Regions from separate parts of the Homo sapiens genome. Here region 1 is linked to region 2. Evidence: read pairs that join two places in POLR2A ChIA-PET (ENCODE). Cell type or tissue: PC-9. All regions are shown on one strand. Each heading gives the region's core, and the rest is flanking DNA. Links, peaks and the distances in the headings are about the cores only. Region 1 overlaps B4GALT5 (beta-1,4-galactosyltransferase 5). Region 2 overlaps PTGIS (prostaglandin I2 synthase).

Region 1 (16,332 bases), core at 8,333-16,332, 83 kb after region 2:
TAAAGGACGCAGTTAAACAGCCAGATGAGACACACACAGTGAGGTCTGGAAGGGTCCTGAGCCTGTCCCCATGCCACCCTCCCAGCACGTGGATGAGTTCTTGTTCACCTTCTTACAAACCTCCGTGTGTTCAGCTATCTGGAAGCTCTCTGAGCCCTGTCCTCTTGGCTTTTTTTTTTTTTTTTTTTTTTGAGACAGGGTCTTGCTCTGTCACCCAGGCTGGAGTGCAGTGGTGCGATCTCGGCTCACTGCAACCTCTGCCTCAAGGGTTCAAGCGATTCTCCTGCCTCAGCCTCCTGAGTGAGCTGAGATTACAGGCATGTGCCACCACGTACAGCTAATGTTTGTATTTTTAGTAGAGAAGGGGTTTCCCCATGTTGGTCAGGCTGGTCTCGAACTCCTGACCTCAAATGATCCACCTGCTTCAGCCTCCCAAAGTGCTGTCTCTCCATCTGACTGCAAGGAAATGAAGTTGCAGGGAAGTGAAGTGACTTCCCCAGGCCATGGAGTTGTTGGCTGTAGAAGTGCAACCAGCAGATCATCTCTCCTGGGCCCTGCTCTTCCTAGAATTCACAGTGGAAGATGTATACCCTACTCCCACCTATTCCTTACCTCCGAGCCTCCCTACACAGCAGAGACCTCTCTCCTACATGACTGCCACCCACCATTGTCCTAGAAATAAGTCAAACAGTGGCATTTGTCAGTCCCACATCTAGTCGTAGCAGGGTGCTGTGTGGGGCGGGCGTGGTGGCAGAGAAAAGGTGTGTCTTGGAGCAGTGAGAAAAGTACTCAGGGCTGTGCTTCCTCAAGGAGTCTCATGGCATGTAGCCTGCCTGGAAAGTTTTCTGCCAGCATCTAGCAGGTTGCATTTCACAAGCGGCATAAATCCTCCTTAACCGTTTGCCCTTACAGCTAGTTTGCATGTGATGGTAAATCTGAATTGTTACTCAGTGACTGTATTTATTAAGAACAGCCCACCTGCAAGGTACTGTGGCATCGAGGGTACCAGGTTAGGAGGAAACTAGCATTTTTTTTTTTTTAGACAGAGTCTCGCTCTCGTTGCCCAGGCTGGAGTGCAATGGCACTATCTCAGCTCACTGCAACCTCCACCTCCCGGGTTCAAGTGATTCTCCTGCCTCAGCCTCCCAAGTAGCTGGGATTGCAGGCGCCTGCCGCCATGCCTGGCTATTTTTTTGTGTATTTTTAGTAGAGACGGGGTTTCTCCATGTTGGCCAGGCTGGTCTCAAACTCCTGACCTCAGGTGATCCGCCCAAAGTGCTGGGATTACAGGCGTGAGCCACAGCGCCTGACCTCAGCAAAAGAATTTGGTAAGTCTAGAGGTAAAGCTTAATACTGTAAAGATGCTAAAGATGCTGTCTTCCCAGATCATTAATTTAGTGCAATGTCAGTCATGATCCTAGATTTTAAAAAGCAATTTTTTAAAATATAGAGACAGGGTCTCTTTGTTGCCCAGGCTGGTCTCAAACTCCTGGCTTCAAGTGATCCTCCTGCCTTGGCCTCCAAAGTACTGGGATTACAGGCATGAGCCACCATGCCTGGCCCTTAAATAGATTTTTAAATATAACTTGACAAAATAAATCTCACCGGATTGAGAAAATACATAAACATAGCCAAGAAAAACAATTTTTTTGAGTCAGAGTCTCATTCTGTGTCACCCAGGCTGGAGTGCAATGGTGCAATCATGGCTCACTGTAGCCTCACTCTCCTGGGCTCAAGTGATCCTCCAGCCTCAGCCTCGTCGGTAGCTGGGACTACAGGCACACACCACTGCACCTGGCTAATTTTTTCTTAAATTTTTGTAGAGACAGGGTTTCACTATGTTGCCCAGGCTGGTCTTGAACTCCTGGCCTCAAGTGACCCTCCTGCCTATGCCTGGCTGAAAATTTTGATGAGAATGGGGTTGTGTAAGTATGTTCACCCTGACAAAAGAGCTGTTTGCTTTGGATTTATGGACTTTTCTGTATGTATATTACACTTCTATAAATGTTTACAAAATTTGGGGTAGGATATAGAAAGTAGAGATAAACTTGTCTTATAAAAACATACTACAGGGCTATCATAATTAAAACTGTAAGGCATAATAAGACAAATAGCTCAATGAAATGGAAGAATCTTGCTACAGAATTTAATGTGTAAGACATGGGGAAATTATTGATTGTTCAATAAATACTGTTGAGACAATTAGCAATCCATTTGGAAAAAATAAATTATAGACCGCCCCTCCTGACCATATCATACACAAAATCCCCTTTAATTCCAGGGGTTAAAGATATAAATAGCATGATCATTCACTGATGGTAGAAGGATTAATTCATACTGCCTTTTTGTAGGACAACTTGGTAGGCTCCTTCAACATTTAAAATGTGCAGGTGGGGCGTGATGGCTGACGCCTGTAATCCCAACACTTTGGGAGGACAAGGCGGGTGGATCACTTGATCCCAGGAATTTGAGACCAGTGTGGGTAACATAGTAAGACCCTGTCTCTACAAAAAATACACTAATTAGCCAGGTGTGGTGTGTGTGCCTGTGGTCTCAGCTACTCAGGAAGCTGAGTTGGGAAGATAGCTTGAGCCCGGGAGGTTGAGGCTGCAGTGACCCATGATCGCACCACTGCACTCCAGCCTGGGGTGACGGAGTGAGACCTTATATCATAAACAAATAAATATATGTATGTATTTGTGTGTGCATGTGTGCATATATATGTGTGTGTGTGTGTGTGTGGGTGTGGGTGTGTATCCCTTGCTCCAACAATTTCATTTCTTGACTCTCTCAAGTTGGCCTACACATATATGTGCACATGGATTGATGTGCATCTGTGTTCACTGTGGTGCATATAATGTGATAGTGGAAAACTGGAAACTACCTCCATGTCCATTAGGAGGGGAATGGCTAAATTACATACATCCACACAAGAGATTACCATGTGTCACAATTCAAATAATAAGATAGGTTCAGTCATTCATGCAACAAATATTTATTGAGCAACTACTATGTGCTAAGACCAGTTCTTAGCTCTGGGGATAGAGCAGAAAACAAAACAGTCTCTGCCTTCATGGGGATTATATTTTAGTGGGGTTGACAGCCAATGAACAAAGAACAATAAAAATATAGTACGATTCAGAGTGAGAATATTGTGAATCAATAAAACAGGGTAAGGGGGGACAGGGACAGGGAGGTGGCATTTCAGACTGGGTGCTCATCAAATCTTCTCCAAGGAGGTAACATCTGGGCTTTATTTGAGGGAGCTCTTCATTCACGGAAAAGAGGTCTCCAGAAACATTAAGAAAAAACAAAACAAAACAAAAGTAATTACAGGACAACTTATGGTTTTTAAACTATGCCTTTGTTTTCCTAAGCATGCATATAGGTATACAGGTATAGATCTGGACATCAGCCAATGGCTGGACATGGTGGCTCACACCTGGAATCCCAGCACTTTGGGAGGCCAAGGCAAAAGGACGGCTGGAGCCCAGGAGTTCGAGACCAATCTGGACAACATGGTGAAACCCCATCTCTACAAGAAATACAAAAATTATAAAAATTAGCTGAGCGTGGTGGTGTGGGCTTGTAGTCCCAGCTACTTAGGAGGCTGAGGCGGGAGGATCACTTGAGCCCAGGAGGTTGAGGCTGTGGTGAGCTACAATCGTGCCACTGTACTCCAGCCTGGGTGACAGAGACTCCGTCTCAAAAAAACTAAAAAATGTAGACATCAGTCAAACTGCTAATATTAAAGGAGTGGTTTAACACTTATTTTCCAGCAAGCACATATTCACGTTACTTTTAGAATAGACTTTTCAACTCTGTGAACAAAAGCTATTTAGAGCACATATGCAAAAGAGTTGGGTCAGCAGAAGCAGCCTAGGGGTTAAGAGCGTCTTCCCTGGGGCAAAAATGTCCCCAGCCGGCTCAGCTGCTAGCTTTGTGACCTCAGGCAAGCTGTGGCTTCAGTTTGTCTAGAGTAGCTGTTCCATTTGGGTTTGTACCTAGAGGGAGGAGGCCAGGGGTGCTGCTGAACACCCGACAATGAGCAGGACAGCTCCCCCATTTGTCAAGAGCAATGTGGAGAAGCCGTGCTCCAGAACAAGGGGCAGTGCCCGCCTCTCAAGGGTTGAGGACTCACGGTGTGCAATGCACTTAGCATAGGCCCTGGCACATAGCAAGTACTCAATAAATAGGAACTATTTTTATTACTGGACTTCCCTGAAAACTAAAAAAAAAAAATGTTGAGAGTATGGAGGACGTGGTAGTGCCAGGAATCAGTTCTGCTGAATCCCAATTCCAGCAGCTGGCTGGAAGGGATCTCTGACCTCCACAGCAACAACAGTCTTCACGGGGTGTGTGTCTGCCAATGGGATGGCCTATACAGAGCTCCTCGTTCCTTCTGTTTGGTTTTTCTGGTTTGAATCTCATCTCCTGCCAGTAGTTCAGGGACATTCCCACCAGATCACCTGGTCTCTTGTACGTATTCAGCTGTGCTCTCTCAGACATTCCCTGTGGTTCAGAAGAAACACACTCAAGCTTCTCTTGTGGGAAAACCAAAACCCAACCCCACCTCACCTCCCACCCCCAGCTTCCCGCGCTTCCTGTGGCCCTGACCTCCTCTTTCCACCCCTTCCCAGGAAATCCAAGAGACACCCACTCTGCTGCTATCTCCTCCTTCCACCCCATCAGGTCAGCAAAACGGCTCCTGCCACATTTCCAACACCTGGCCACTGCCAACTCACTGCTTCTCCCTCTTCCTCTTGTATCGCTTCTCTGCTGCCTTCAGCACGGCTGACCACTCTCCCTCTTGGCCTGCTTGTCCTCCCACCCCTCCTCCTGCTCACTCATCCTCCTTTTCTCAACCAGGTTCTCAGAGGCTGGGCCAAGGCTGCTGCCTTCTCTTACTCCATGCTTCCTGTTCTCAATCCCCCAGCAATCTCACCCGCTGCTGGGTCCTTACTAACCTCCTCCACCCAAAGACTCCCCAGTCTGCCTGTAGCCCCCACCCTGCTGTCTCTGCCAGGTTGTCTCAAAACTCCCTGAACTCAGCAGTCACAACTGATCTCGTATCTATCCCGCCAATCTGGTCTGACTCTAGTGCCCCCATCTCAGGGAATGGCCCTGTTACCTGTGCAAGTGGGAAGCCAGCAGCTTAGGTGGAGTCCTCCATCCCCATCACCCCTGGCAGGTCCTGGGAGCACGACCTCAGTATCTCCCAGTCTCCCCTCCTCCGTCGTCCCTGCACCCATCTCACTCGCCCCTGCTTCTCTTCTGCTTCTGTACCATCGCTCGTTCTCCCTGCAACCAGAGCCATCTCTCAAAGTTGCTATGGAATCCGAATCGCATCACGCAGCCCTGCCTGCTGAAAACTCTTGAATCCACTGCTCTAAGGATGAAATGCAAACTCCTCCCCCTGTGCGCCCCCCTGCCCCCTCTACTCCAGCCACGCTGGCTTCCTCCCTGCCCTGCAGCTGTGTGCCACACGCTCCTTGTCTCCCCCTAGCTCACTTGCTTCCACCTTCCCTACATTCCCAACTGGAATGCCCACCCTACCATGCACTCGTCACCTGCAGCTTCCCCTTTTGGACCAGGTATTGAGGATACAATTTTAATCATACCCCCCAGTGGACCGTAAGTTTAATGAGTCCACTGATCCTGTCTTATTTTCTCTATTATTATGTCCCCGGCATCTGACACTATTAATACTGTGAGTGGCAAACATTCAACACATAGAAGCCATGATGACAATCTCTGAGCAGAATCTGGCATATAAACCCTACACTGATCCCAGAGAACCTTCTGGAATCAAACTCCATCAACCCTCACCACCCCCTTCACCCCCAAGTCCCCTCACTCAAGTGTCTTATGCAACTTTCTTGGTACCACCTGGGTGATTCTTGAAAGAAAACCCAAGCGTGGGCATGCCTGGGCAGCACAGTGGAGGACTGCTTCTGTTACACTGCGTAGCTTTTTACTCAGCCCGTTCACCTGCAGCACGGGTCAGGCAGTATTTACCCCAGCAAGACCCAGAGCTCAGCTGAGCTGCCTTAAGTTGAACTCCTGTAGGAAAGGAAAGGAAAAAGGAAAGACCCCCAAGGACCCAAACTGTCCTACACAAAGAGAAATGACCACCAAGGTTTGGTTCTTGAATATGTATTTTTTACTGAAAAAATCATTCATAAATTAACATACAAAAATGTACAAACACATGAGTAAATAATGTAATGACAAAGGACTATTTTTGTGAAAAGTGTTTTTTAAAACATCTTTAGATTTCAGTGCAAAAATGTACCCCTGGCACCTCTTAAAACGTAAGAGCAAGCTCAAAAACACGTAGTGATGGAAATAAGCTAGCTACGCTCAATGCCATCGTCAATGGTGAGTGGATACAATCAATCCATGTGGCTCCTGCTCAGCTATTAATGTCTGTGGTAGAGGATCTCTGACAAGAGGACCTATTATGTCAAAATGAGTATTCTTGCAAATACCCCCCCACCCCCCAAAACAGCATGAACAAACGGGGACACCTTTCCCTGCACACAGCAATCAAAGACAAGATTAAGGGGCCACCCATCAGTAGCCTTGAAGATTTTCAGCTACCAATATATGCACAAGGTCACATTTGGTTCCTGTTTTTTTTTTTAACATGACAATTTCACACTATTAACAGCACACGGGCCTGGCTGTACGTTTTTAACTATGACATTTCCCATATGATATTCGAGGCCTGGTGGACACATGACTGACAGTGCACATCCAGAGATTCTACACTCATCAGACACAGACATGACCGCAAAGGTATCAAAGTGACCCCACTTTAAGCAGTGAAAAAAGACCTTTCCTTTTGTTCTCAAATCAGCATTTTCTAAAGTCAGGTGTTAGCCTTTTGCCAACAGTGTGTACTTGATGGTAATTATGGCAACATAGAGCTTCAAACAAGATCGCCTGACAACACTGCCGCATACACATACGGCACCCAGGACTCAGAATCAGTCTGTCCTGGCAAATCCTTCCAAATGACATCATAGTGTTGTCACATTGAAAGCAACTCACAGCCTTCAGTGAGGAAAGGGGAGAGGAGAATGAGAAGGGGAGAAAAGCCAAGGCAGGGACAAAGGCCCGGTGGGGGATGGGGGTTGCAGGGTGGAGGGGGGTCTTTATTGCTATATGCACCATAAAACAAAGGAAAACCAAATGAACTTCTGTGTGTAATGTTCACTTGTGAAGGTATTTTAAAGCATGAAATGCTTAAGTCTTAAAAAACATATGCTATAGCTTACCGGCATTTTCAAGGGCAGGAACCTGCTCTCTCATATGAGCCGATAAGAGCTTTGCAATGCAATTTATTTTCTAAATACCACTCTATTCTTCAAAAGAACAAAAACACAAACAAACAAACAAACAAAACAAGGCCTGGCCAATCACTCCCACAGTTTGTGGGGATCATATGTCCACAGAACCATCACATGCAACGAAAAAAGCCCTAACCCACACACATACACACACACACCCCTACACACACCCATGTAAACTATGAAAATCAAGGAAGTTGAAGGCAAACAAGGCAATTAAAAAAAAATACGAAGTACTCTTCAGAAAGTACTCCTCATCACAATATATAAATATGTTTTATGGAAAACAAGGGCGGGGGAGGAAAACTGGCATTTTCCAGAATTCTGCAGAAGCCGACAGAGACTACAATTTGAGGGCTTTGGTTTGGGGAAAAACAAAGAGGCACAAATTCAAATACAATTTAGAACATGACTTCAAGGCTGGGCGCAATGGCTCACACCCGCCCATAATCCCAGCACTTTGGGAAGTCAAGGTGGGCGGATTGCTTGAGTCCAGGAGTTCGAGACCAGCCTGGGCAACATGGAAGAAACCCCTGTCTCTACTAAAAATACAAAAAATTAGCCAGGTGTGGTGGTGTGCACCTGTAGTCCCAGCTACTCGGGAGGCTGAGGTGGGAAAATGGCTTGAGCCTAGGAGATGGAGGCTGCAGTGAGCTGTGATCGTGCCACCACACTCCAGCTTAGGCGACAGAGCCAGACCGTCTTAAAAAACAAAACAAAAAATAATATGACTTCAAAATGCAGGTGGGGGTGTGAGCAGTGCACCTGGGCTCTTGCTGTCTGGAGCTTTGTTAGTCTAATTTCAAAGCTTCAATCCGGTCTTACCTGGATCCCAGCTGCCCCACAGCACACAAGTGTCACCAGCTCCCTGGCTCCTGGCTCCCTATTTGAGTGCTCCTTGGTTCTATGTATCAGTTACTAATGTTGACAAAGAATCTTTCCAGAAACCAAAAAGGGACACAGAGGAATCACTGAAGCCAGCTGGTAATGTAGGCACATTGTTCAGAAACTGTGGCCAAGTTCCACAAGAGAAAAAGTAAGAGGGGGAGGGATTCCCATACACACCCCCGCCCCCCGCCCCCCGCCCCGCCATGCTGATGAAAAGACAGAACACGAAGCCTGGAGAGCCAGAGATGTGTGTGCAGCGAGCCCCGAAGGGCCTGCTTTAGGCAGGAAGCAGCCTGCTCTAACAGCAGCCTCCCGCTTAGCGGAGAGTGGGATGAGCACATGCGCGGCCGACAGGGAAGAGTGAATCCAGAGCAGAAGTCAAGGGCAAGACTCGTGGGGGGGGGAAGAAAGGGACAGAAGCCAGCTCCCAGCAATAAAGGTCGGGTTATTTTGTTCTTTTGTGACATGCCCTATATCCACTCCCTCGCCAAAGTGACAGCAATTCGGGAGATGACATTCTTCAACTGCATTTTAACTGAGTTCCTGCACTTGCCAACCAAGTAAGTGGCCTAATACATAAATCCTCAATTTGAATTGGAGCCAGCTAGAAAATTAAATTTTAAAAAGGCATTTTACATGGCTTATTTACAATTATACTTCTTCAAGAAGTGATTGTTATATATTTATGTCTATTTATCTTTCCCAAACACCCTCCCCTCCACCCTCAATCCCCACCCAAAGAAGGTAATTTTTTAAAAAAATGAAACCAAAGAGAACACCAGAGATCTAGAAGAATGGTGTGGAGTTTCATTTGCTCTTCCTAAAACGCAGCTGCCCTGTGGTGGGTTTGCCTCTGCTCTGAAGGCCAAGAGGCTCCAAGGTCATGTGTAGGGACAGGCTCCACGGCAGGACCACGGCAGGACCACGGCAGATCACAGTTCATCATGGGTTCTGGAGACTGCGGCTAAGACAGGATGTGGGGTAGGAGATGGGGAGAGAGCAGCGGGACAGACGTCTGTCTTGTGAAAACAGAAAGCCAGTGCTGACGAAGGAAGTCCCCAAGCTCACTCCCTCAGTTCCAGCGGCTGATCCAGTGAAGGCGTTTGTGCGTGTGCTGTCACATTTTCCCCCTGAACTCTGTGATCCTTCATGAGACACAGTATTTCTGTTCTCTTGCTGTGTAGACCCTCCCCCCTCCAAAAAAAAATCTCATCGGACTGCTTTCTTGGTGGCGGTGGGTAAAGCAAACGTACATTCTCTCCTCTCAGTACTCGTTCACCTGAGCCAGCTCGGGTGTCAGGTTGACAGTTATGTTTTTATACAAGGCGTCGTATGTGATGTTTGCAAAGTAGTTCAGGTTGTTGAGGCCATCCAGCCCTTGCCGTTCTTTTGACTTCCTCAGCAGAGCATACCTGTTTAGGGAGGGAACAGAGAAGAGGTGGCTCTGAGTGAGGATCCATGCCTCTGCAGCCAGAGGATGGAGCAGGGCGTCCCACAGCAGAGGACGCAACCCATGGCAGCACTTCTGCAGCACAAGGTGGGCGCACGGCCAATTCTGCTATGCCAGGCTGAGTGCTGTGGTCAGAAACACCTCCTGTGTTTCATGCCAGGTGCTTCACTTAATTATTTCATTTAATGCTCACGCCAGCCCCTGCTAGCAAATGAGGAAGCCAAGGCTTAATAATGTGAGGTAACTTGCCCAAGGTCAGAGAGTGGGGAAGTGGGAGGTAAAGCATTAAAAATACAACAGATGAGAAAGTTCATACTCTGTATTCAGTGCCATTTTACTCCCATGAAAACAGAATTTCAGCAATTAGAATTGGTTGTCTAGAGCACAGTCTTCCCCACAATTTAGAAAAGACACACACACACACACACACACACACACAAAGAAAGAAAAGGTAACACAGCAACTGCAGCCACCCAGACAGAAGCTCAGGACACCATTCGGAACGGGAGCCTGCGGAAAGGGCGCCACTGCTCTGTCACCTCAGGGACCTTCATCCAAGCTGTTTCTTCCCAAATTCCCCAAAGGCTACTGTGGAGACCACAAGGCTGAAGACATAGGACAAGTGATTTCCTTCGAAGAATCTTACTATTGAAAATGTTCACCAACGGTCTGATCCCCACACTGTTCTGCCTCAGAGTTAGAATACATGCAACAGCTGTCAAACAGCTGTCAGAACAGGGCCTCGGGGTGGGGAGTAGGAGAAGGGGCTGTAATATGCTCTAAGATATCCGGACATGAAAGTATAGGGGATACTTCTAAGAGACAGAGATAAATTCCACCAACCTTCCAAGAAACTGGACTTCTCCTCGATGGTGATGAGGAATGGACTTGTACTTTCCTGTGTCACCCTCTGGCCGGCTCACAGAATAGCCTGCATTCTGTACTCTGTCCAAGACCAAGAGAACAGGCTTTTAGATACAACGGTAATAGCCCAGGAGTGACCAAAGCCTACAAGACATGTTACAAGCTTACCCTGGAAATCACACACAGCAAAAGCTCTCACCCGCTTAACTGACTCATTGTGTCATTTCTTAAAAACTGAGTTAAAACTCAATTTTAACTGAATTAAAGTTTTTATGTGAACGGAAAAAATAGGCTGGGCTAGGTGGCTCGTGCCTGTAATCCCAGCACTTTGGGAGGCCGAGGTGGGCAGATCATTTGAGGTCAGGAGTTCGAGACCAGCCTGGCCAAAATGGTGAAACCCCATCTCTACTTAAAAAAAAAAAAAAAAATTAGCCAGGCGTGGTGGTGCAGGTCTGTAATCCCAGCTACTCAGGAGGCTGAGACAGGAGAATCACTTGAACCCGGGAGGCAAAGGTTGCAGTGAGCAAAATTGCACCAGCTTGGGTAACAGAAAGAAAATCTGTCTCAAAAAAGAAAAGAAAAGTACGGAAAGAAATGGTTACTTCCAGGGAATAAAATAGAATCAAAATGGGGATTAATACTTAGACACTTGTATCATCTAATTTTTTTTTTTTAAGAGACAGGGTCCACTGTGTTGCCCAGGCTGGAGTACAGTGAGGTGATCATGGTTCAGTGCAGCCTCAATCTCCCAGGCTCAATTAGTCCTCCCATCTCAGCCTCCTGAGTAGCTGGGACTACAGGCGTGTGCCACCACAACAGGCTAATTTTTTTTATTTTTTGTAGAGACAAGGTCTCACTGTTGCCCAGACTGGTCTTGAACTCCTGGGCTCAAGTGATCCTCAAGCCTAGGCCTTGTGAAGAGGTGGGATTACAGGTGTGAGCCACAGTGCTCAGCCTATCATTTGAATTTTTATTAGCAAAATAGTCCTTGTAATTAACAACAAACACATACTTTTCAAAAGCCAAGCTACAAAGGAAACAGATACCAGGTAGTATTTTGCATTTGTTCCTTATGAGGTTACTGTTTACTTACTCCATAAAAATATTACTTTATTCCACTCACACACAGGATTGTTCACCCAAGCTTGTACAGTACAAGCCTTATGTGATGGCGCAGCTAAATCTATGTAGACATATCACTAATATTCCACCCTTCAGTTTGGAGTGGTTCCAATGAAATGGGCATTTAGTACAGAGAACACTGGTGAAGTGAAAAGTTTTGTTAGAACCTTTAGCAGGAGGGGCACTTAGTTATAATATGCCTTAAAAACCCTATTTGCATCCATTAAAGGACAGAGCTTAAAAAAAAAAAGAGCCTTAAAATGACTACATTCGCTTATAGGAATTTTTCCTAAATAGGAATAACAGGCAAAAGAATTATCTACTATATCACACTCTAAATAGTGGAAAATGGAAAAGATTCTAAATATACACCAGGAAATAGTTACATAAATTACAGTACATCTATATAACCGAATTAAATGGAGCCACTTAAGATCCTGTTTACAGAGTATTTAATGTTGATATAAAAACAGTAACACCTATTGAGAGCTTATCACATATCAGATATGCCAGAGCTCTATACACATTACATCATTTAATCCTCACAATCCTGAGATTTGTGATTTTAAAAACTGACACACAGAGATTTTAAATTACTGTTCACTTGCCACTTTTTAAACACAAAATAAACTCAATGAAATGGTAACATGTTACTTATTGTTGTGGGTAATTTATTTTTATACTCATTTGTATTTTATAATGAACGTATTATTTATTAGAAGAAAAAATTGCTAAATTATAATTTGTTGATTTTCGCATGTCAAAGGAGAAAAATGAAAATAGCTGCTTTGTTGGGATATACAGTTTGTTTTTTAAGATATTAAGATATTTTTAAATTAAGATTAAAGATATTTTCTAAAAACTTGGATGTGTGTGGTGTGTGTGTGTGTGTGTGTGTATTTTTTAAGACAGGTCTCACTCTGTCACCCAAGCTAGAGTGCAGTGGCACAGCTCTCTGTGGCCTCGAACTCCCGGGCTCAAGTGATCCTCCCACCTCGGCCTTCCAAAGTGCTGGGATTACAGGTGTGAGCCATCACAGCTGGTCAATTTCATTTTTTTCCTTAACCTTTTAAACTGTAGCTACTAGAACATGTTAAATTACACACATGGCTTGCATTATATTCCTATCGGATAGTATTGGTCTGCAGTCTAAGGTAGCATTTCTAGAAGACACCGAAAGAACGGCAGAGGTACCTGTTCCAGAGGTCGTCATCTTCTCCACCCCAACCCCAGAAAGCATTAGGAAAGCCATTGATTTTCCGAAATTGTTCCACTGTTAAGCCACTCACTCCGCCAAAGAACTCGGTATAAGGAAGCCTAGGAGGAGATGTGGGACATCAATCATCTGTGTGTTACAGGGTAACTGTTTTCCCTAGAAGGTTCTCATTTGAGGACTAAAAACAGTGCTCTCTGTGCTCCTGACCTGAACCATATGAATGTATCAAATTAGCAAAATTAATTTTTGCAAACTGATTTTTAATAGCTTTAGTGAGATATAATTGACATACCCATACACAATTGGCCCATTTAGAGTATATCATTCAATGGTTTTAGTTTATTCACTGAATTGTGCAACCATGACCACAATCTATATTAACATGTTTCATCACTGTCCCCCGCAAAGCCTTGCACCCATTAGCAATCACCCCCTGCTCCTCCTATCCTCCTTAGCCCCTTATAACCATTTATCTACTTTCTGTCACTATAGATTTGCTTATTCTGGACATTTCAGACACCTGGAATCATATGATACACAACCTTTGTGTCTGGCTTCTTTAACGTAATGTTTTCGAAGTTCATCCGTGTTTTGGCACGTATCAGTATTTCATTGCTTTCTCCTGCCAAACAGTGCTCCAATTGTATGGATACACACATTTTGTTTATCCATCCATCAGTTGATGGGCATCTAGGTTGCAGCTAATTAGATTTCCTTTTCACATCGCTCACCATCCTTTCAGATTTAACCTCTTTAATTAAGAAGAAATGATACTCACAGATACATATACTTATCCAATTTGGTTGCAAAATGCCTCGGCATCTGTCCACATCCATAATAGTTGCGATCACTTTCCGGTATGTGATCTACATCATGAAAAATCAAACAGTCCCAATCCAAGTCTTTCATTGCCTCTTGAAAGCCAACGTTGAAAAGCATGGCTCGATTAAAGGGTTGGGTACCAACCTAAAAGAAACAGAACTTTATCTTTAAAAGAATCTTGAAGGAAAATCTTTGCTGTCTTTCCTGTGCCTAAAGACGAGTTTATTAGAACCAACTGGAAAAGATCACTGGGCTAGTGTAACCAGGTCCAACACCACAAATCAACTCACAGTGTGGCTCAGAAGTCACTGGACCTCTGGCATGGGCACAGTGGCTCACGCCTGTAATCCCAGCACTTTGGAAAACCAAGGTGGGCGGATCAGGAGTTCGAGACCAGCCTGGCCAACATGGTGAAACCCCATCCCTACTGAAAATACAAAAACATTAGCTAGGCGTAGTGGCGCATGCCTGTAATCCCAGCTACTTGGGAGGCTGAGGTAGGAGAATAGCTTGAACCCGGGAGGCGGAGGCTGCAGTGAGCCAAGATCGCACCATTGTACTCCAGTTTGGGCGACAGAGCAAGACTCCATCTCCAAAAAAAAGAAAAAGAAAAAGTCACTGGACCTCTGGCCCCAATTTCTTTAAAAATGTAAGTGATAGCAAACGCAAGCTTCTCTCTCCCAAGGCTACTGAAGGCAGAAATGCAACCGTGTACCAGCATTTAGAAGAGTACCCCGCTCCACAAAGGGAAGAGACAACACTACCATTTCTACTCCTTACCACTTGCTCTTCAGCACATCAACCAATCTCTAACTGTTCATAAACCAAATCTAGTACAAAGAGTGGTTTTTAGTTTTGTCTTGTTTTATTTTTAAGATCTAACTAAGACAACAGTCACTGAGCATGCCAGGGACTCAAGCCTATGGACAAAGAATTCAGTGGCTCATGAAGAAACCAGTTCAAATCAGTTAACAGCCTAATTAGTGTTACAGCTACATTGACTCCCCCTTGCCACTATCAAAATACCCAACTTAGGACCGGCAGATAGACCGTTAGCATTTCCCAGATGCCCAGCCTTGCTGAACAGTGGTGCTCAGCTTTTTTCTCACTCCAGTATAAGGCAAGCTCCAGGGTGACCACTTAACAGCAACTCAGACTGTGAGACTCAAAAGTGTGCCCATAGAGAGAGGTGAGCATGCAAAAGACCCTCAGACTGACGATCAGTGTATTCAGGGAAATCTGTCAACCTTTTGTTTATCTATGGATATAGCACCTCTAGTTCAAGGATCACATACTTCAAAATGCCTACAGAAGCCAAGTCAGTAATGTAAACATATAAAGTAGGCCCGGCAAGAGAAAACCACAGTAGGACAGTCATGTTCCATCTAAAGGCAAATAAAATATATGCAGGACCAAAAAAAAAAAGATTTACAGACTGAATTTGCCATGCGGTCTTCTTCAGTTTGTGACCTCTATATCTGGTTCCCTACCAATATTTTTAAGATTAAAACAAAACCAAACCCTCAGGCTTAGAGAAGTTTGCAAATGTCCCAGGCCACTTGGTTGATTAACAGCAGACATGACAAGCACTGAGGTCTCTTGACTCCAAGGCCACATCCTCTGTGCTGTACCTTGCTGCAGCTCTTTATCTTAAGGGGAACTTCCTGGGTCTGGAGCCTGCAGGCACCAACAAAACCATAATACAAGAGGCCTTTGTTCATGAGCCAACAAAGCTCTCTCCTGGATTCAAGTGTGCCCAGTACTGGGCAACAGACATCTCAAACCAGGAGCACAGAATTGCTCTCTGCTCCCCCTTCAAACCTCAGGCAACTCGATCCTAAGATTTCAGTTTTATTGGCTCTTCACACCAACAGTGGATTAGCTTGCAGCAACCTAAACTGCTGTCTCAGAAGAGAAAAAAGAAAGGAAAAGAAAGGACTACTCACTTGTTCAACCACATAAAATGCAAACTGCAAGCGCTGGCGCTGGAGCATGGGAAGCAGGTGTCTGAACAGGACTGGGAGGTGCTCGTGGCGGTTCCGGAAGGGGATAAGGATCGCCACCTGGAGTGGATTACAGCAAAAGAAGCACAGTTAGGACTCTCAGCTTTCACTCCTTAGCAGGACACCCCTGATGAATTGCTGACCAACCCATGGGAGTTCTGGGAGGCTGGCTATCTTGTCCTCAGCTTTCTCTAAACAAAGATCTATGTTGGCAAGTTGGCCCTTGGACCTAGATGAATGTGATTCTTACATATACCATATCTTATAGTACATAGTAGGCCTATAATTTATTCTAGGCCATAACTCATAGGAAAACACACATTCTACACTGTGACAAAAATACATCTATAAACTTACAATTAAAACAAGCTTCACAAAACAGTATTTCCCCTTACAATGTGCAATGTACAAATGCTGGTTATTCAACTGTTTTTATTTCCCAGCGATGGGCTGGATACTGATGTGTTCCAGATCTGCTGCATCAGCAGCACTTAACGAGGCTGGCACAGAATACGCATTTTAATAGATACTTGTTGAAAGAATGGACTTCAGCTGGGGTCACAGCTTAACGAAAACTACTGATGTCTTCTGACTATGGTCAGGCAGAAAAAA
Region 2 (16,715 bases), core at 2,943-10,942:
CTGGGTAGATCTGGGCAGACACATGAAGGGATAGAAGATGGATAAATGAATTGACAGATGTCGGGTGAATCTATGGAAAAACTGATGGGTGAGTGGATAGACGGAGGTTGACGAATGAATGCTGAGTAGATATAAGGATGGAAGGACGCTTAGTAGACACCAGGTGGACAGGCAGAAGAATGGGATGGGAAGATGGATGTTGAACGGATGGAAATGGAATGGATAGATGGAGGTCAGCTGCATGGATATACAAGTATTGGATAGATATTGAGTGACTGCATAACTCCACGCTGGGAAGAGCAAGAGGGAGACTGAAGGGATGATGTTAGGTCAGCATTGAGAGTGCAGCTGGACAGGCAGCTGGATAGAAAGTTGGCTCGACCACTCAGATGGATGTTGGATGGTGGGGTGGGGGGGTTGGCATAGGGACATATGTTGAAGGAATCAACAGAAACCAGATATGAGGCCCAGCTGCTCATCCCCATCCCTCCCGAGGCACAAGAGGCACTTACAGTAAAGATGTCACCGTGCTTCTCCTTCATCCTCGTGAGGAAGCTGGCAGCATCTTTTCCAAAGTCCAAGGCATACCCCAACCAGGGGATGCTGCCCAGGTCCAGGGGAGGCTCACCAGGTCGCCTACAGAAGCCATGGCACTTGTCACCATTTGATAAGGCAAGGAAGGGCATAAAGAGTGTAGGTTGCAGAGTGTGATTTTGAATGGAGCAGTCGGGGAGGTAATCTGAATGGAGCACTCGGGGACTATTGCCTCACCTGCTCCTTTTCTCTTGTAACATGTGGATGACCACACCCTCCCTCTTTCCCCTCCAGCCCACTTTTCCCCCTTTAAATACTGAAACCCTCAGAGTCATCTTTGAAGAAAGGCACAGACCACAGACTGTTTCTGTGATTCTGTGGTTTTTCTTCTCCCTGGCATTGTCCTTAACCTTGGTAAAATAAACATCTAAATTGATTGAGACCTAGCTTAGATACTTTTTAGTTTACAAATTGGCGACCATGAAGGGACTCCATGTAGGTGGCCCTGGCCTTTGACAAATCTCCTGTTGGTGTTTGGTAACAGCTTGGTATCTGTCTTCATTGGTCAAACCAGTAGGGCTGGGAGCTCCCTGCTGCAGAGAATCCCGAATCTCTGAAAATTTGAGATCTAAGAGAGCTACAATTTGAGAGCTAAGTTTTATTTTGTTGTACAACTCCTTTTCTGGAGTATTACTTGCTTCCAACAAGGAAGGCAAGTTTTCCTGCTTCCATGACGATGGAGAGCACGTAACTCCCTTCTGGAGTTTCAACTCACTTCCAACAAGGAAGGCAAGTTTGAAGTTTTTTTTCCTGCTTTGTAGATGGTAAAGTGCAGGCCAGGCACAGTGGCTGATGCCTGTAATCCCAGCACTTTGGGAGGCCAAGGCAGGTGGATCACTTGAGGCCAGGAGTTGAAGACCGGCCCGGCCATCATGATGAAACGTCATCTCTACTGAAAATACAAAAATTAGCCAGGCATGGTCGTGGTGCATGCCTGTAGTCCCAGTTACTCGGGAGGCTGAGGCAGGAGAATCGCTTGAACCCAGGAGGAGGAGGTTGCAGTGAGCTGAGATTGCTCCATTGCACTCCAGCCAGGGCGACAAAGCAAGACTCCGTCTCAAAAAAAATAAAATAAAATTTAACCTGAAAGACTGGTTCAGGCCGTGGTGGGAAGTGGGGGTCAGACATGACTCATTATACCCTCCAGCATTCATATCAACACAGACCTTAAGTCTGATAAGAAACCTTTACATCTATTCGCTCTGAAGCCTGCTACCTGGAGGCTTCATCTGCATGAGAAAACTTTGGTCTTCACAACCTCTTATTATAACCCAGACATTTATTTCTATTGACAATAACTCTTGCAACCAATTGCCAATCAGAAAGTTTTAAAATCCACCTATAACCTGGAAGCACCCCCCACATCAAGTTGTCCTGTCTTTCTGGACTGGACAAATGTATATTGTCAATGTATTTGATTGATATCTCCTGTCTCCCTAAAATGTACAAACCGAGCTGTGCCTTGACCACGTTGGGCACATGTCATCAGGATCTCCTGAGGCTGTGTTGTAGGCCATGGTCACTCATATTTGGCTCAGAATAAATCTCCTCAAATATTTTACAGAGTTTAACTCTTTTTGTCAGCAGTGTTTATGTATGTGTGTGTGTTTATGTGTGTGTGTATGCGTGTGTATGTGTGTGTATGCATGTGTATGTGTTTGTGTGTGTGTGTGTGTGTGTGTGTGTGTGTGTGTGTGTATGCCTTTATGCTTTCTTTTTTCTCTCCTAGGTTCTTGTTTTTTGAGAAAAAGATTTTTTCTTCCCAGTCGACTGAATTCTGTTTTCTCCATTTACTTCTGCCTGTCTCTCCTTCCTCTTGCCGCCCTCTGCTGCATAAGGGACCTAAAATAATTTCTAACAGCCTGGGATTCCTTAAAGAAAACAGAGAAGGTGCCAGACTCCTTCTGGGGAGAAACCTCTGTTTTTCCTTATGAAACCCTAAGAGTGTAAAAAGACAAGTTCCTCTCAGATCTTAAACTGATTGTTTTTGTATTGCGTTATCTGATTTCTTTTTTTTTTATTAACTAAAATAGCTATTACTACAGGAACTACTCTTGTGTGTTTAAGAGAGGGAGTGGTTAAAATACTTAGAGAAATGCTTTTGTAACAAAGTGCACTGTAAAAGCATTACATGGCTTAGTCTCATGATATCTCTCTCCTTTTAGAGACCCAGGATTCAGTGTGGACTCTGCCCAGAGCTCAGAGGTCCAGTTAAAAGACAGAGACTAAATTTAAATCTACCTATCTAAATAAAGTTTGTCTCCTCATAAAATCCTACAGAAGATTTCTATAATTTTATGTTTGGCTTGTGGCTTGGCATCCATTTTTAATCTCCCTCTAACACACCCAGTCTCTCTCTCCCTCTTTCTTTCTCTCTCTCTCTCTGTCTGTCTCTCTCTCTCTTTAGAGATATACATTTCCCTATCTGATTTTCACCCAAGAGTTGTTCCTTTAGTATGCAAGTTTGGCTGACAATTGCCTAGGGTAATGAAACAGGTTATCAAGAAATTGGAAGTCTAAGATAGTTGTCCTTTTTAGACCCAGGAGTCAAACACTATAACTTAACAGCACCAGGACTTAAAAACGATACAGAAAGTCACATGGATGTAATAACTTTTATTTAAAATTGTTTTATATCAGCTTTCCTAGGCAAATAAAAACATAAAACAACTTAGACATATTAAGAAAAGCCAGGAGCTTTATAACAGGAGAAAAAAAGGGGTCTTATGAATCTTATCAGATCTACTGCTGCCTGTCTGTCTATGTATTTATATGTCCTGTATATAATGTTTCACTACAAAAAAATACATAAGAGGTCTAATAAATTGGCTTAAAGAAAAAAATCAAATACTTTATCAGAAAAATAGAAACTTTAAGCCCAAATGGTTTTTCAAGCTCACATGACTTAAGTAAATCTTTAACAAATAAGCTGGTTTTAAAATTATTGGTAAAATAAAATTAGAAATGGTTTCAGAATTGTCAATATACATTATTGTTTTATATGTATTAGTCAAGGGGTTATATATTTATCTCTGCTAGATATTATAAGGTGACAAAATTTGGCATGAGGATTATGAAGCTATAAATCCAGCCCAAAAGAGAATTATCATTGTGTAACTTTTTGATAAATAAGGCATTTAATATTGTTCATTTAATGAAAACAGTTAAATCCTGAGTTATTGGCAAAAAACAAAAAACACACATGTATTTAACTTTAAAGTTCTTACTTAAGTAAACATCTGAAATTCACAGCTATAAAAATGATTAACAGGGAAATAACTTTAAATAGTGACTATCACAGTTTTCATAAGTAATCTAGGTAAACTATTTTAAAAAATTAATTAGGTAAATGTAATGAAATAAATGCTTATAAATAAATGTCATATAATTCAGAATCTAAAGTGATATTAAATTAAATAATAGATACCCATTAAATGTCTGGGTCATTTCCAATTTTTCCTTAAAAAGTTACAGAAAAACATTTTTCTTAAAAAAGTGTTCTTATTAAAAGGAAATAGTTTTGTCTAATTCAAAGGTTGTTTATTAAACAACGTAAAAAGAATAAGTAAATAAGAAGCATGTAAAGAAAATTATAAAGGGGTATCTTTGGCAAGAAAGGTTAAAAGAAAAATAATTGTATATGGAAAGAATCCCGTAAAAATTTTTTGTCCTAAAATAAAATGATTGATCATTTACGAAAGAGAGATGTTTAGGATAAAACAGGAAGCATGTTGTAAATGGTTTGTGTAAGTCATAATAAGGTTTATAAAAAGAGAATTTATGAAAAACATTTTATGTGAACAAGTTGACTATAATTAAAAGGAAATTATTTATAATAGTCTTTCTAGAGATTGGGTTTTGATATTAAAAATGCACTAATACACTAAAGAATTGGTTAGAACAAAATTTTCTTAAGGTATTATTTTACTGTTAATAACATTACATGAGATTTTAATTTTTTTAACTCAAAAGTTCAACTTTTATTGCATCTTGCTATTTTCAGCTTTCTCTCCTCTTTGAGAAGGACTGAGAGAATAATTCTCTCCATCAACATTTTCGTCAGCTCATATAAATTTTTTCCCTCAGGTCCTAACTGTTGTAGCCTGATGCTAAAAATGCTTTATCATAAAGGTCTAAAGGAAATGTTTTCATCCAATATAACATTCTGTGCTCCTGGCATTTCTTAATATGTCTAAATTGTTCTGTGTTTTGATTTGCCTAGGAAAGCTGATATAAAAAAATTTTTAATGAAGGTTATTACATCCTTGTAACTTTCTGTAATGTTTTTAAAGTCCTGGTGCTGTTTAGTTACAGGGCTTTGACTCCTGGGTCTAAAAAGGACACTGAGTCCTGCTAAATCTTAAACACTGACAGCAGTTAAAGCATCATCTTCAGACCTAGGAGGAGATGACATTCAAAATAAGCTGCATTTGTGAGACATGGAGCCAGAAATGAAAACTATTCAACCTCTCTAGGCCCAGGGACTATCATGGAAGAGGTGGGCATATGAGATTGTAAGGGCTGATTCTGAGAGATTAAATTAGTTCAGAGTTTCTCTATTAATTAAACATTAACATCAAAGGCACACTGATGCAAGACCAGCATCTGGGCTCCTGTGTCAGATTAACAAGGTTTTCTTGAAGCATTATCCCACCCTTTAAAAAATTATAAAAGTTTAGAAAATGGTTTATGGAAATTACATCTTAGGGTCAAGATGATTAAAATTTAATAGATTTGTTTATAAGATTTGAGAAACAGGATTTAATTGGCCTCATGCTGTATTTATTAGAGCTTATTATTTGGAAAATTAAGTCTCCTCTCTCAAAGAATAAAGGTTTTTAGGCCAGGTGTGGTGGCTCATGCCTGTAATCCCAGCACTTTGGGAAGCTGAAGCGGGTGGATCACTTGAGGTCAGGAGTTCAAGACCAGCCTGGCCAACATGGTGAAACCCCGTTTCTACTAAAAATACAAAAAAATTGGCTGGGTGTGGTGGCAGGTGCCTATAATCCCAGCTAGTCGGGAGTCTGAGGCACAAGAATTGCTTGAACCTGGGAGGTGGAGGTTGCAGTGAGCCAAGATTGCACCACTGCACTCCAACCTGGGCGACAAAGTGAGAGTGTCTCGAAAAAAAAAAAGAATAAAGGTTTTTGCCTTTTTTCTGAAATCTCTGAGTTATACCTTTGGCTAAATGAATGACTTATTTTACAATAACCTGTGATTCTATTTTGTGATGTCAAGTGTTTTAAACTTTCTATATTTGACAAACTTTCCAAAATAAAATAGTCAATTCAGTCCTTTTGACCTCATTAATTTTTTGGCATTAGGTCCTCTGAAGTCCAAAAGAGACATATTCGGCTTATTTGGTAAAATAAAATCATACAGGAAGCATTGTCAAATATGAAATGGTGTTTAATCTTCTTTGGATTATATTTATATAAATGAGTTGCTTATATAAATGAGTATGTGTTCCAAAATTGTATGAGATTCCTGTGATTCTGATATGACTTAGTATACATCATCAGTAGTAATTATGATTATTATGTAAAACTATTGAATACCACAGACGTAACCAAATTTCCTTGTCAATTGTGTCTTTAACTATGGCTGTTCTAAGACTTTTGTCATCCACAGTTGTTTTAGTTTGATCTTTTTATAGGTGATTTATAATCAGCTATAGAACTCTGAGGAGTACTCTTAAACATGGGCTTCTGACAACCTTAGAGATTGTGCCATTGGAATAGGGAGAAAAACTTCCAGGACTGTCATGGAGAACTGATGTATTCATGAGGACTGCTAATCCCATCTTGAGCAGAACAGGAGTTAATTGCATGAACTGAACTAACAGGAGATTGAAATAATCTTTTATGAGTTTTTGTTTAAAACATTTGTTGATTCTTTTTGTTTTGTTTTACAGAGTCAAGAAAACTTTCTCTTCTTTTAAGCTATTTATAGCTTTTAACAATTCAGTAAAGTATACTCTCATGAGAAAAATTTAAAACAGAATTTCTTTCTCTTTACCTATTTTTTCCAAAACTTGGAAACTATTTGTGAGTATTCTTAATTTATGGCAATGTAGTTATTTGCCTAAGTATCTTTTTTCTTTTATAACAGGGCATAATTGGAGACACTGGTTATTTTACCAAGGCTTTAACTGGAATGACATATTTTCAGACTACTTTGAGAAAATAAGGCTGAACTATAGAGCTAATAAAAGCACCTTGGAAAAACTGGCTTCATATACCCTGTCGTTTACAGGGTCCTGACCTGTGGAAAGCAAAGAATGTCACTTTTTGAATTCACTCAATTCATACAGGTATCTGCAGGCACAGCTAAATCCTTGGCTGGGTGTGAGGCTTTTAAAAAGGTCTAGACTCAGATTCCTTATGGAAAAGCTTCCAGCAAAGCCAATTTTAAAAAGAAGAGAGAGCTCATATGGCAAATGATCAGTCTTGCTGCATTTTATGAAAATAATCAAGCCAAGTATAATATAACTAAAACTTATTTTACAAATAAGTTGGTCCTACTATGATTTTGTCTTTAATAAAATTGGGGAATTGGAGAGAGAAAAGTCATGTTTCAAAATTAACTATAGTACACCTGTTATTAGAGTCTAGACTTGTCTAATGTTTTTCCATTTTTATTATTTTCCACAATTTGGACTGAATTCTAAAAATTCTCCTGGCTCCAAGTCTCCAAAAGAATGTTTTCAATGTTTTCCCTTCTTTTTTTTTTCCTCCCCTCATTTTTCCTGATGTGAAATCACTAAAAGTTAAGCTGTGCTTTTCTTAAAGCCCTATAAACTGAACTTAAACTTTGGAAGAAAATAAAAGCAATCTCTTTATATGCAGAAATCATTTTCATACCTGCCTACTGATATACGGACTTGAGAGTAATATGGCCTCTATCAGTTTTCCAGGTTCGTTCTTTCTTTTTTGTTTATCTGCTTACTTCCTCCTTTTTTCCTGTTTTCTTTCTCTCTTATTTTCTTTGTGTGATGTGAGACTTCACAACCTACTAAAACTGAGCTTTCCTAACAATGTGGGACCTATTCGTCTAGAAATAAACCATCCTAGACATGAGAGATCAGACAAAACCTGAGACCGGAGATTCATTTTCTTCTAAAATGCTTTCTCCAAAAGATCTTAAATAGAAAAGGGGGGCAGGCATACATGGTGGTTCATGCCTGTAATCCCAGCACTTTGGGAGGCTGAGACAGGAGGATCACTTGAGCCTAGGAGTTCAAGACCAGCCTGGGAAACAGAGTGAGACCCCGTCTCTACTAAAAATTAAAAAAATTAGCCCAGCATGGTAGCACATGTCTGTAGTCCCAGCTACTAGGGAGGCTGAGACAGGAAGATCGCTTGAGTCTGGAAGGTTGAGGCTGCAGAGCAAAAAACGTGCAGGAAGAAAGAAAAGAAAAAAAAAAAGAAGAAAAGAAAAGAAAACCAGGGAGAAAAGAAAACCGGGGAGAAAGGAAAATAAAAACTCAGGACACCAATTCACTCTGCCATGAGGAAAAAATTAAACTGAAAGCTGAGTCATGCAAGAAGCTGCCTTTCCTACTATTCCTAAGCAGATAGCTACAGATAAAAGTTTCAGTATCTCCATAGGCAGCTACTCTATGTTCACCTTATTTTATGTAAAGTGCTGATTTACTGTGCATGAGAGAAATACATCATTGACTATCGCCCTACCCGTTCCTTTTCTCTTGTGACATGGGGATTACCATACCTTCCCTCTTTCTCTTACAGCCCACCTTTCCCCCGCTTTAAGTATTGAAACCCTCAAAGTCGTCTTTGGAGAAAGGCACAGACCTCTCTACTGGGCATGTCCTTAACCTTGGAAAAAGAAACATCTAAATTGATTGAGACCTGTCTCAGACACTTTTTGGTTTACAGGTACCACTTCACCCACCAGGATGGCCATAATAAAAACAAAAATTTTAAAAAAGGAAAATAAGGCTGGGCATGGTGTCTCATGCCTATAATCCCAACACTCTGGGAGGCCAAAGTGGGAGGATCTCTTGATCCTAGGAGTTCAAGACCAGCCTGGGCAACATGGTGAGACCCTGTCTCTACAAAAAATACAAAAATTAGCCAGGTGTGGTGGTGTGCACCTGTAGTCCCAGCTACTCAGGAGGCTGAGTTTGGGGGATCACTTGAGCCTGGGAGGTGGAAGCTATAATGAGCTGTGACTGTGCCACTGGACTACAACCTAAGCAAGAGAACGAGACCCTGTTCCCACCACCAAAAAAGGGAAGAAAATAAGTGTTAGCAAGGATGTGGAGAAGTGAGAACCCTCATACATTGCTGGTGGGAATGTAAAATCGTGCAGCTGCTTTGGAATGCAGTCTGGCAGTTCCTCAAAACGTCAAGCATAGACTTACTACAAGACCCAGCAATGTACCCTAAAGAATTGAAAACGTTGGATCTTATACAAATGTATACACTATTATTCGTAAGCAGTGTCAGAGGTGTTCAAACCAGAGTGACTCCATGTTGAATAGGAGCTGGGTAAAATGAGGCTGAGACTTGCTGGGCTGCAATCCCAAGAAGAAGTTAGACAATTTTTTTTTTTTTTTTTGAGATGGAGTTTTGCTCTTATTGCCCAGGCTGGAGTGCAATGGCGCGATCTCAGCTCACTGCAACCTCCGCCTCCCAGGTTCAAGTGATTCTCCTGCCTCAGCCTCCCAAGTAGCTGGGATTACAGGAATGAACAACCATGCCCGGCTAGTTTTGTATTTTTAGTAGAGACAGGATTTCATCATGTTGGTCAGGCTGGTCTCGAACTCCTGATCTCAGGTGATCCACCTGCCTCCGCTTCACCAAGTGCTGGGATTAGAGGCGTGAACCACCATGCTGGGCCAGGAAGCTAGGCATTCTTAAGCGCAGGATGTTTACGATCAAGGGAACACGTTAAATCATGCTTACCCAACAGACCCAAGACTTAACAGATCCAGGACTTAACAGACCCAGGAAACATCCTGCTGTCCCGATATTTTATGAACAAAAGCCTTCTTAGTTTAAGAATAAGTTTTGCTTTAAAGATAATAATATAGATTCTTATGGAAGATTGTTAGGTAACAATCTTTTGTCCCCAGCCCTTGTGGTAGAAGAGCACACCTCTCCCATGATTTTTATCTTCTATATAAACAAGAAGAATTGTAACTAAGGCAGACACATTCCTCCTCTTGCCTTCGGAAACGCCCTGGTCTGTCTATGGTGTGGCCACTCTTTCGTTCCTTTACCTTCTTAATAAACTTGCTTTCACGTTACTCTGTGAACTCACTCTAAATTATTTCTTGCCTGAGATCCAAGAACCCTCTCTTGGGGTCTGGATCAGGACCGCTTTCGGGTGACAGCAGCATTATTCGTAATAGCTGAAAAGTGAAAACAACTCAAGTGTTCGTTGAGTGACGAACGGATAAACAGAATGTGGTGTATCAATGCCACGAAACGTTACTCAGCCACAAAAAGGAATGAAGTACTGATTCATGCTACGATGTGGGTGAACCTTAAAAACATTAAGCCCAGTGAAAGAAGCCAGACACAAAAGGCCACATATTGTATTAATTCATTTATATGAACTGTCCAGAATTGGGAAATCAATAGAGATAGAAAGTACATTAGTGGTTGCCCAGGGCTGGAGGAGGGGGAAATGGGGAGTGACTGCTAATGGGTACATGGTTTCTTTTAGGGGTGATGAAAATATTCTGGAATTAGATGATGGTGATGATTGCACAACCCGGTGGATATACTAGAAACTATTGAATTATACACTTTTTTTTTTTTTTTTGAGACGGAATCTTGGTCTGTCGCCAAGGCTGGAGTGCAATGGCGCGATCTTGGCTCACTGCAACCTGCACCTCCCGGGTTCAAGCAATTCTCTGCCTCAGCCTGCCGAGTAGCTGGGATTACAGGCACCCGCCACCACGCCCGGCCAATTTTTTGTATTTTTAGTAGAGATGGGTTTCACCATCTTGGCCAGGCTGGTCTTGAACTCCTGACCTTGTGATCCATCTGCCTCAGCCTCCCAAAGTGCTGGGATTACAGGCGTGAGCCACCATGCCCGGCCGAATTATACACTTTAAAAGGGGAGCTGGAGGGCCGTGGCATGATCATAGTTGACTATAACCTCAAACGTTTGGACTCACGCAATCCTCCAGCCTCAGCCTCCCGAGTAGCTGGCACTATATATAGGCACATGCCATCACACCTGACTTTGTTTTTCTATTTTTTTATAGAGACAGGGTCTTGATGTGTTGCCTAGGTTGATCTTAACTCTTGGGCTCAAGCACTCCCTGTCTCAGCCTCCCATAGTGCTGGGATTACAGGCATGAGCCACTATGCCCAGCCCAAAAGGGTGAACTAAATGGGATATGAATTATATTCCATTAAAGAAAAAAGAAAACAGGGTGGTGTGAGACAGTGAGGGGGGCTGGTTTACAAAAGGTGGTCAAGGAGGGCCTCCTCAGGAGATGCCACGTGAGCAAAGACCAGAAGGATGTGAAGGGAGTGCTCTGGGAGGGGCAGGGAGAAGAGTGTTACAGGCAGAGGCAACAGCAAGTGCAAAGGTACTGGGGTGGGAGCATGCTCGGTGAGGTTTTCGAGACAGCAGGAGCCAGCGTGGCTGGAGTGGAGAATGTGGGGACGAGACGTAGGCGATGATGCTGGAGATGACTTTGTGGACCACGAGGGCCAAGGCCAAGGTGGGAGTCCGGCTCCTATGCCACGCGTGGCAGGGATCCACTGGAGGGTTTGCAGCAGGAGCCAGTAAGTGATGTGACCACACCTTTAAAGGGTCATACCAGAGAAAGACAAGAGGAAGGAAGGAGATGTGTCAGGGAACTACCGTGACCCCCCCAGGAGAGCAATGTGGTGGAAGCAATGGCCATGGTCCCCGGGGAGCCAGACCTAACATCTGAGTCTCCCACTTTCAGCACAGGGCCTTTTGTTCCACACCCAGCAGTTCAGGGAAGCAGCCACTTCTCTTCCTCCTTTCCCCCTCCCTCTCTACCTCCCTCTGCCCCTGTCTCCTGCTCCCTTTTTCCCTCTACCTGGCTGCCCCCAGTATAACCCAAAGGGTGGGACAGCTCGTGGGCAGGAGCAAATGGCCAGATTTGAGGGCCAAGGCTGGGAAGGATGGGAGCAGAAGCAAAGATGAAATTTGAGGGCCTAGGAAGTGCCTCTCCCAACCATTCCCTCCTCTCCCCAGCCCATCCCGGCTTCTCTAGTCAAAGAGGAGACTTGCAAATTTGAGCTCTGTGAGTCTAAGGAGGTGCAGGGCCTTGCCTTGTGCCTCATCTTTTTGTGAGCCCCTGGGCTAAGGCCACTTCTCCTGAAGTCTCCACGTGTCGTGCTGCCCAAGTAGCCTTGGAATAACTGGTTCATGGCAGCCCCCTTCCAGCCCAGGTCAGAGCCTGGCAGACTGGACCCAGAAGCAGTGATTTTTGCATAAGAGGCAGGAGGGCATGGTCACGATGAGCCCAAACTTTAGCACCATACTTCCTGGCTTCAAATCCCAGCCACGCTTCTTGCTGGCTGTGTGACTTAGCTTCTCCATGCCTCTATTTCCTCATCTGTAAAATGGAAGCAATAATGCTACTGACTGCATTGGGCTGTGCCAAGGATGAGGGGAGTTACAGAGCACCTGGCACCTAGTAGCTGGGAAGCAGCTGAGAAGCAGGAGCAGTAAGATTCCTGGGCACCATTTACCTAGTGCCAACTACACATCAGGAGCTATACTTGGCATTTTCCAAACGTTTCCTTGTTTGGAAATAATGGCTAACATTTAATGAACGCTGATGGTGTGGGAGACACCACACTGAGGACTTTATCCCAGTGACTCAATGAATCCTCCCCCTAACCTTATGAGGAAGCAATTATTACTGCCAGGCCCATTTTACAGAGGAGGAAACTGAGGTGCAGAGGGCTAAGTCACATGCCAGAGGGTCCAACATAGAGGACTTGGGTTTCTAATCCAGACAGGTCTGGCTGCAGTGCCCACCCTCTTGACACTACCCTGGCCCCCAGTCACCCTAAGTGGGCATTTTCACCTCCATTTTGCAGAGATATTCCAGAGACCTACTCAAATGCAGGCCCTGAAATTTTCTCCTAAAACATCTTTGCAGGCGGGAGCAGGCTTTCTTCCCCTGCCTTTCTCCTGGCTGTGGCCGGAGCTCCCCAGCGAGCCAGGTGTTATTCCTGGCAGCTTTCCTCTTTCCCCAGAAAAGTCCCAAGGAGGCGCAGACAAAGGCAGGAAGCCCGGAGCCCAGGCGCCTGACCCCTGATGTTGGCTCCTCCAGCCTTGGGCCCTCAATCCAACTCAGGCCGTGGTCACATTCCAGGGTGACTCAGCCTGCAGCCAGCGGGGGCGAAGGAGGCTCTGTTTTGGGGACTGTGGGCTCTAGCCCCACCCACGGACACTCTCACTTTTTTTTAGGTACTGCCAGGCCCTGGCGGGCAGGGCGGTGGGCCCTGACCTTTCCATCCCCGGCTCCTGCCCACACAGCCGGTTTCCTGCCCACCCTGGGTCAGATCCCAAGGCATCTTTTCTGATTTCCGACTGGAGCCCCATCACATGGGTTCCTCTAAAAACGGCCTATTCCTCACTCACTGACCCCTGTCGCCTGCCCTGGATCTCTCTCCCACTTGACCCTTTGTGAACCAGGGAAAGGAGTCAAGGATGGGATGTCACCCGCCTCCATGCCCCCTGACGTATCGCATCTTCACTAGATGGAAGAGCCATGAAGGGAGGGCGTGTTGTTCACTCCAGCACTCAGAACAGTGGCTGGTCTGAATGAATCATGTATGCAGTCGGTGCTCAATGGGCAGCACCTGCCTCCCAGAGTTGCTGAGAGGGTTAAGAAAGCCAATGCAGGTTAAGCACTTGACACAGAGTCCATCTTCTAGATTGTCCAGAGCAGAGGCTGGCATGGTTCAGCTGTGCAATGTTGGGTAGACTGCCCAACCTCTCTGTTCAATCATTTCAACTCAATGCAGGGCCTTAAGCTCTGGGAGGATTTAATGGGGAACAAAAGGGGGCTTAGTTGCACAGGTGAGCTGGAGCAACCCAAAATTCTGTTTAACCTGCTTAACCCATTCTTCCCCCAGGGCTCACCCACAGGCCTCCAGGGTTTTCAGTCTGCCATTAACAGGGTTTCCCAGATGCTCTTCCATACCTGCCCCGCACTGCTACCACTGTGCATAAAAAGCACGTGGCCTTGCCCTAGTTTTTGTTTTCTGGTTTTTGAAATAGACACAAATTCACAGAATTATTTCTCAACACAGGAAAAAACAGCAGAGGAAGTACAGTGGTAACTAGAATAGCTGCATGCTGGAGAGGCAATAGGGAGTAGTGGGGACTGTGGCAAGATTTAGAGAGGGTGCTACCACTGAGTCCCAGGAAAGTATTGCTAGATCTTCCCATTTTTCAGAAGAAGTTGGAAATCTAGATTTTTGTGTATGGAATCCCCCAATTTTCTCCCCATGTCCCACACAGCACAAACCCAGCCCATCCAGGGCTGAATCCAGTCACGGACCACTGTTGGGTGACCTCTGGTCAGTGCATGTTAGAATGAGACAGATTTATTTGTGCCTACAAATTCTGCATCCTGCAAGGGCCCAGACCAGCCACTGGGCCACAGTGACCCTCGCTTGATGCCACTATGCCTTCCGGACCCCCAGAAAAGGAGCCTCCCAACCAAGAGATCTCTCTCAGTGCTCCCTGTGGTGGTCACACAAGCCCAAAGGAAGAGATGCAGTAGCCTGGTGATATGGCTGGGGCTTGAGAGACCACCTCCATGAGCCACCTCGAAGTACAGATAAACTGAGGCCTGGGAAGCAGGAAGAATGCTTCTGATACTCACAAGGCAAATCAATTAGTTTCAAGGGGCCCACAAGCCATACTCCTAACTCTCAGCTCACCACCCTCATGTTCACCGAATGGGGCTCGAAAATTCTTGCTGTAATTGCAGAAATTTGAATTTGAACTGGGAACTACATGACATTAAGAATTATCTTTTTATATTCTCAGGCAAGAAAATAGAATTGTAGTTGTCAGTTTTATATGCATTCTGAAATATTCAAGGGTGGAATATCATGACATCTAATTTTTTTTTTTTGAGATGGAGTCTCGCTCTGTTGCCCAGGCTGGAGTGCAATGGCGCAAGCTCCGCTCACTGCAAGCTCCGCCTCCTGGGTTCACGCCATTCTCCTGCCTCAGCCTCCTGAGTAGCTGGGACTACAGGTGCCTGCCACCACGCCTGGCTAATTTTCTGTATTTTTAGTAGAGACGGGGTTTCATCGTGTTAGCCAGGATGGTCTCGATCTCCTGACCTCTTGATCGGCCCGCCTCAGCCTCCCAAAGTGCTGGAATTATAGGTGTGAGCCACCGTGCCCAGCCTATGTCTAATATTTTTTAAATAATGTTAATGACTGTCAAATCAAGGTATAGGTACATGGGGCTTCTTACCGTATTCTTTTTCTTTTTCTGTATAGTTGAAATGTTTCCTAATTTAAAAGTTTTAAATTAAATTCTAAAGGTAAAGACGGAGTTGCTCACTCCCAGAAGTAGTGGTGTCTTACTGGGATAAGCATGAATTTTGGAGGGGCCTAGATGTGGAGTATAATTTTTGTATGACCTTGGGAAAGTCACTTCATCTTTTTAAACCTCAGCTGTATGATAAGGGTGATGGAAATTACCTCAAGGCTTGGTCAGGATAAAGAAATGAGACAAGGGAGCTGGAGAGCCTTGCTTATTTTAACCCAAACTGGATCACCATTCAGACGGCATCAGGGTCACCCACTTGTTTCACTTGTTTGCCCTTTTTTTTTTTTTTTTTTGAGATGGAGTCGCTCTGTCGCCCAGGCTGGAGTGCAGTGGCAGGATCTCAGCTCACTGCAACCTCCATCTCCCGGCTTCATGCCATTCTCCTGCCTCAGTCTCCTGAGTAGCTGAGACTACAGGCGCCTGCCACCACGCCCGGCTAATTTTTTTTGTATTTTTTTTTTTTTTAGTAGCGATGAGGTTTCACCGTGTTAGCCAGAATGGTCTCGATCTCCTGACCTCGTGATCCGCCCTCCCGGCCATTGTCCTTCTTTAAGAATTTTTTGCTTGTAGTTGCATTTCTTAGTATCTAAAAGTCACATGGTTCTAAGACTTTTGAGTGTTCAGATTACCAGTATAATGTGTGGGAAGACTGAGAATTCATTCTTCCTGTGAATTAAAAATTCTTGCAAAGCCAGGCGTGGTGGTTCACACCGGTAATTCCAGCACTTTGGGAGGCTGCGGTGGGAGGATCGCTTGAGCTGAGTTTGAGACCATCCTGGACAACATGGCAAGATGCCATCTCTACAAAATTTTTAAAATTAACTGGGCATGGTGGCACACACCTGTAGTCCCACCTACTCAGGAGGCTAAGATGAGAGGATCACCTGAGCCCAGGAGTTCAAGGCTCCAGTAAGCTATAATTGTACACTGCACTCCAGCCTGGGCCACAGTGTGAGATCCTATCACTAAAAGTAAAAGCTAAAAATTCTTACAGCCCAGAGTTTTAATCCAGACAGACCTTGAGCAAGTTGCTTAGCCTTTCTGAGCCTGTTTCCTCCTCTGTAAAATGGAGATAACCAGAGTGTCCCTAGCTGAACTGGAAGGAGAAAGTGAGATTGGGGATCTAAACTGGGGTCCCCAGGGTCCATGCACCTACCCTCAAGCTGCCAGTGACCCTCATTCCCACACTTCTCCCCACTACCCACTGTTGACCCTTCCAAGGTGCCCACAGGTATAAAAATCAAAGGCTCAGCAGGGCGCGGTGACTCACGCCTGTAATCTCAGCACCTTGGGAGGCCGAGGCAGGCAGATCACCTGAGGTCAGGAGTTCGAGACCAGCCTGGCCAACATGGAGAAATCCTGTCTCTACTAAAAATACAAAAATTAGCTGGGCATGGTGGCACATGCCTGTAATCCCAGCTACTGGGGAGGCTGAGGCAGGAGAATCACTTGAACCCAGGAGGCAGAGGTTGCGGTGAGCCGAGATCGTGCCATTGCACTCCAGCCTGGGCAACAAGAGGGAAGATCCATCTCAAACAAACAAACAAACAAAAAAAGAGCCCATAACGTAT

What was found. ChIA-PET counts read pairs that join two places held together with the same protein. Peaks named below come from ENCODE experiments on the same cell type or tissue, not always from the same donor. Only the 100,000 strongest peaks of a DNase experiment are listed, where the experiment ranks them.
Region 1: POLR2A ChIA-PET joins it to region 2 with 7 read pairs; 3 of 35 experiments call an interaction of 5 or more read pairs at or near these places.

The regions. Positions count from the first base shown.
Region 1 is chr20:49,626,805-49,643,136 of GRCh38, forward strand. B4GALT5 (beta-1,4-galactosyltransferase 5) reads right to left here. Exons shown (of 9, transcript NM_004776.4): 5 at 15,664-15,780; 6 at 13,674-13,861; 7 at 12,874-12,996; 8 at 10,537-10,638; 9 at 6,141-9,655. The coding sequence ends at 9,508. It overlaps LOC124904926 (a long non-coding RNA gene), which reads right to left and starts at 5,392. Exons shown (of 2, transcript XR_007067638.1): 1 at 5,132-5,392; 2 at 2,980-4,512. RefSeq lists enhancers at 419-488, 3,807-3,856, 4,087-4,406, 4,457-5,139, 9,700-10,200. In PC-9, for the core only: no CTCF peak of the experiment used is centred there; no DNase peak of the experiment used is centred there; H3K27ac peaks cover 723 bases.
Region 2 is chr20:49,549,554-49,566,268 of GRCh38, forward strand. It overlaps PTGIS (prostaglandin I2 synthase), which reads right to left. Exons shown (of 10, transcript NM_000961.4): 2 at 513-636. Among named protein-coding and RNA genes, the nearest start is that of PTGIS, 10 kb to the right of the region's middle. In PC-9, for the core only: no CTCF peak of the experiment used is centred there; no DNase peak of the experiment used is centred there; H3K4me3 peaks cover 875 bases; H3K27ac peaks cover 4,311 bases.